2 separate regions of the Homo sapiens genome follow, and region 2 is linked to region 1. Evidence: chromatin loops called from intact Hi-C (ENCODE). Cell type or tissue: IMR-90. All regions are shown on one strand.

Region 1 (2,500 bases):
CAAGAGGAATGCCAGGAGAGGGAACTCCAGCAGCTCCTTCCTCCTCTCCAACAACGATGGCCTTGACATCCAGTGATGTGCTTGGTCCCTGGTGGAACTGGACTCTGTCTGGCCCATCCCACCACAGGATGGACACAGCTTATTGGAGGTCATCCCACATAGCTGTAATATCAGCCAAAGAAAGTGTGACAGAAAGTAGATTAAACCCATATGATGGAATAGCATTTATCCATTAATGGTACCTCTTTTTAATAATGACTTTAAAAGTTCCTGTTACATATTATGTGAGAAGATGATTCCGAATTATGTACCAAGTAAAATCTTACTTATTAAGAAATATATACATATATTCATATATTTATACGTAGAAAAATAAGCTAGGAAGATATACACCTTAACGTTAACAATCACTAAGTAGTGAAGTTAGGGGTGATTTTAATCATTCATTAACTTTCAAGAGCTTTTCAAGTGTTTTGTTTTTTCACTTCTTTAATAATATGCATACTTTTCTATTAAATAATAGGATGCTTAAGAAATGTCCAAACCTTTGTTCTCCTAATGCCAAATTACACAAGACTCTGAGAGGAGCCAACAGCGCATTTACCCATCTTCAGCCATCCCAGGGTGTCCCCCCCTCACCTACCCAGGACTGGAGCAGTGCAGAGACCCTCAAGCAGGGCGTGCCACCTGGGAAGCTCTCACCTCACCCACCCAGGACTGGAGCAGTGCAGGGGTCCCTGAGCAGGGCGTGCCACCTGGGAAGCTCTGGTCTTTGGTCTGTGCTCCTTGTGTGGTCTCCTAAGAGGCTCTCTGTGGCTCTCATGTTGAACCTAGGGTCCAGGAGCTGTTTGCAGGGCTGGGCCCAGCCTCCCTAAGCAAGTGGAGCCTCTGTGTCTTCGGGTCTTGCCACGTGCCCGGCACTGCCCTGGTGGGCCTGGCTGCCACGCAAGTTCATTCCCTCTGGATCTGAAGGGGCTTCCTTTCTATCACTTCCATCTCACGATCCCTGTACTCAGTTCCAAGTTCAGACTTTTTATGAAAGACAGAAAGCATCATGTCTTCCAGAACTCTCTGCTTTTGCCCTTGAGAAGGCCCTGGTTTAAGAAATTTAAAAGCAGTTTGTCAGGAACAGGAAAAGGACAAACACTGAGCAAAACAAACACAAATAAAAACCTCCTTAAACATTCCTGCCTCCTTTTTGTGATTATATTTTTTTAAATGTGTTTCTTGAGTCATATGAAGAGAAAATAAACTGCAAGAATTAGGAATTCAGAGTAAGATAGTTGGAAAGGAGTATGGTTGTGTCTATCCAGAGACACTGAAAGTTGTGGCTTACCCTAAACACGAGCTGGCAAAACCACATTTGTGTTTGAGTCAAAGTTTATTTTTCCGACTCAATATGGCAGCTGTACTTGCCATCAATCTTAGAAGATTAAGCTGACCAGCAATTTACATTTTTTAACCAAAGAAACCATTTTTCCTGGAGTGAATAATATGAAAATTATTTTGATCATTCTGTATCTTACATTCCTTTGGCATTTTCTGTTTGCTGTTGCGAGGTGGAGTATGATTTCAAATGTGCAAACTCTTCTACAGTGTGTATCATGAGCATTTGAACCACTAAAGTTTACCCACCATAATGAACCTTGAAGGACATTAGCTTTGGAAATAGTGCATTTTTATGTTTGAGGTTGCTGCGATGTACAGGGTCTGACAGAGCAAACACTCATTTGGGGATTCTTGTGGGCAACAGAAAAATCCCGAATTGCCAAACTTTATTTCCATTAAAATTGGGAGTTTGAAAGACTCTCCAAATGCAGGGGAATGAAAGAAAACTCAGAATAAAAAAAAGAACTTAAAGAACTTACCTATGAATTCTCATCCATCAGTCCTTTCAGAAAGATTTTATGCAGAAGGGAAAAATATATATATTTAAAGAAAGCTTAGATTCATTAGGAATGAAAAAGGAAAACATTATTCAAAGCTGCTGTAAAATATGCTAAGAATCCATTTGGCATTTCTGTAGGCTCTTGTCTTCCAAGCATCCGGAATTTGGGGGACATGTGGCCTATATTTTGCCTTCTCTCATGAGGATGGGCACTAAGCCGCGGTTTCTCAATTTGTCCTCATCAGTCATACATTGTTGGAGTGATGCTCCTCAGTCCCCATCCAGTCCTAAGCAAGAAGCCATGACTGAGAAACCCTCTGCTTTTCTTACTAGTCGCCAAATGACAAGCTTTCCCCCACTATCATCAATGTCACTACAACTAAGGGGCCTGTGTTCCCACCACAGGCTCCCTCCCAGTTTAAAGAGATTTGATCAGTGCCATTCGTTTGCATTCTGCTGAAAACACAGTAGAAGGTTTTGGCTCCAGTGCAAATGTATTAGGATTACTCTGAAAAACAAAAAAGTTTTAGATTAGTTAAGCCTGTATTGAATTAAGTCATAATAAAAGAACAGTCTCTTACGGGTTTAAACTGTGGCTTGGCCAACATTCTA
Region 2 (2,500 bases), 170 kb after region 1:
AACACAGTTTGAGATATTTCTGTGATGTTCTGTATATCATATAGTTGCTAACAACCTGTCAAAGTCATCCTGACACCAAACTGAGAAGCTGATGGTTTGGGTAACATATTAGAGGAGATGAAAAAACCGACAGTCCTCATTACTGTAATAAAACCAGCAGAGACACACTGAGAATCAATTACTGATTGTGACCTAATGAACTAACCCTCAGTCAAGTAGAAAACTGCACCAAGCCTCTTACATTATCAAATGATTTAGGATGGAGCACTGTCTGAAGACGGGCAACAAGTCGAGGCAGATGAGTTTTCTTATATTGTGGCTGACTTAATTACCTTGTTCCTGAGTGCAGAGATCAAATTGAGCAACTTAAGGTGCTAAAGCTCTGTGCCAGCTGGAAATGAAAAGGAAATAATTAACACCAACAAGAGCTACGTCTAAGGTTGTGGCACCTCCTGACAGAAGCAAGGAGACTCAAAGTTAAGGCGGCTGCAAAGTCCTTGACGAGGTGAGCCCTGCTCTATCCGCCTGGCTGGATTCGTCCAGGTTGCCTGTGGCAGCTGTGCACTGAAGAGTCCGGCTGGGGAGCCAGGGATTCAGAACTCACAGTGCAGCCTGACGACCAAAGGGCAAATCCACCTGAGGACCTGAGTGCAGATGGCTGGGCTCCCCGGAACAAAGTGGAGGAATGACAGAGGTGTAACTCTTACACCACAGCCTCCATCTGTGTGTCGCAGAGAAAAATACTATAATGGAGACTATTCTTACACACATACACACACACACACACACACAGAGTTCTTGTCACCGATGGAACAGTCTGTCTTTGTCTTTCATCTCCCACATTCATGTCCAGATCCCATTGCGCTGCATCACACGTGAACCCAGTGAGGTCAACAATGAATGGATGGTGTTCACAAAGAAACCAGCTTATGGAAGGGGACCTGTTACAATTCTTTGAATTAAGTTCTTGGAAGCCATTTTTCATCTCATTTGTCACTATAGTGTTCTTCTCTTCACACATGCAGGGGTGGCAAGGCATCAAACCAAAACATGGCAGGCTCCTTCACTGCCAGACTAGGAGATGAATCCTGGGTACACTGAAAAGGAAGCACTCAGAAGCAGTGACAGTGATGACAATCGAGGCCCCAGGTTCACATCCCTCAGTCCTCCCATGAAGGATCTAGTCCCACTCAGAGGACACGCCCAGGCTGCATCTGCACTACCTGTACTTCCCAACAGGCATTTGGAGAGGAGAGACTCAGCTCTGTCAACATAAAGCTCTGTGAAGCCAGCTTGAGTGCTTCCCACAAAGGGTTGAGTGGGATTAATCTCCCCACATCACTGATGAATCAGTCCCATCAGCACTGCATGTGGCATCATCAGACCACAAGGACACACTTCATGAAGGGGTTTCTCAGTATTGAGTCATCACTCGAAGACCTGACACACAAATGAGTCACAGCTGGGAGAGTGTTTGGAGAAATGGGCATTTGAGAAATGGGCTGTGTAGGCCGTATCCCCTCCATAGGAAGTCGGCAAACTAGGGCGAGGCAAGGATGCTCCCACTGCAGCCACACACTACAAATCAGGGGCAGGGATGCTTAACTCTGCCCAACTTTAGATGAGTTTTAAAAAGCAGCACTTCTCAGACCTAGTTAAATGCAGATTCTGATTCATAGGTCTGGGTGAGGCCAGAGATTGTGCAATTCTAACAAATCCGCGACAATGCCGCTGGACTTGCCTGTGTTTGAACTATCCTGGGAGCATCACGGCCTCAAATCTTCTGTTCCTTCCCCCAGGGTCCTTATCCAGTTGGGCAGACATACTAGACATTCTAACTACATCCTATGAGCACAATCATAAGTCCTATGAGCAACTTACCACTCCAAAGGAGGTAGATGGAACTGAGTGCTCTGGTAAATTTCTGGAGCACCAGGCCCCTTGGCCAGCCCAGTCTTCAAGGCCCACTTTTGGGAGCATGGCCTTTAAGGCCCTCACACGAGCAAGCCAATAAGTGGTAAGGAGCAGAGCAGAATTCCCCAGGGGCTGGAGGGTAGGTGTTGATCAGGCCCAGGCAAGCACAGCACAGTCAAAGTAAACCCATCCAGGCCTGTGTACCCTGCCCCGACCATGAGACTCCCTGGAGTTAGTTGAGTCTGACCTGAGAGCAAGGTACAGTCACCGGGAGTAATTTTCAAATTAATGAATTGTGTACAGACCATGAGGCAACTGCTTGTCCAGATGCCTTTCATAGTCCACTGATGGAAGCATTCACTAGGCTCCTTGCAGAACTGAATGCTGCAAAAAAGAATTACACAACATCCAGAAACTTGAAAAAGAGGGAAGGGAGATTTGGTACAGGCATCTCGCTCACTAACCTGAGTCTTTGTTGAATGAGAACACGGTGCCTGGTGCGGCCACTGCTGCCACCAGGGACGCCAGGCCAAGCCATCATTCAGTGCTGCTCTGCAGCGTGCTGCCCTGCCCTCCTGAAAGCTGC

What was found. A loop is a pair of places that touch in the nucleus more often than their neighbours do. Peaks named below come from ENCODE experiments on the same cell type or tissue, not always from the same donor. Only the 100,000 strongest peaks of a DNase experiment are listed, where the experiment ranks them.
Region 2: it touches region 1 in a loop (2.3-fold over the local background); 1 of 110 quality-filtered maps calls a loop at or near these places.

The regions. Positions count from the first base shown.
Region 1 is chr18:75,581,532-75,584,031 of GRCh38, reverse strand. No RefSeq gene overlaps it. Among named protein-coding and RNA genes, the nearest start is that of LINC01898, 130 kb to the left of the region's middle. RefSeq lists enhancers at 324-824, 825-1,325. In IMR-90, no CTCF peak of the experiment used is centred here; a DNase peak (open chromatin) is centred at 1,371; H3K27ac peaks cover 1,508 bases.
Region 2 is chr18:75,407,952-75,410,451 of GRCh38, reverse strand. It overlaps SMIM21 (small integral membrane protein 21), which reads left to right. Exons shown (of 3, transcript NM_001037331.3): 3 at 1-976. LOC105372200 (a long non-coding RNA gene) reads right to left here. Exons shown (of 4, transcript XR_935636.3): 2 at 2,379-2,500. Among named protein-coding and RNA genes, the nearest start is that of SMIM21, 19 kb to the left of the region's middle. RefSeq lists an enhancer at 793-1,992. In IMR-90, no CTCF peak of the experiment used is centred here; a DNase peak (open chromatin) is centred at 1,381; H3K27ac peaks cover 638 bases.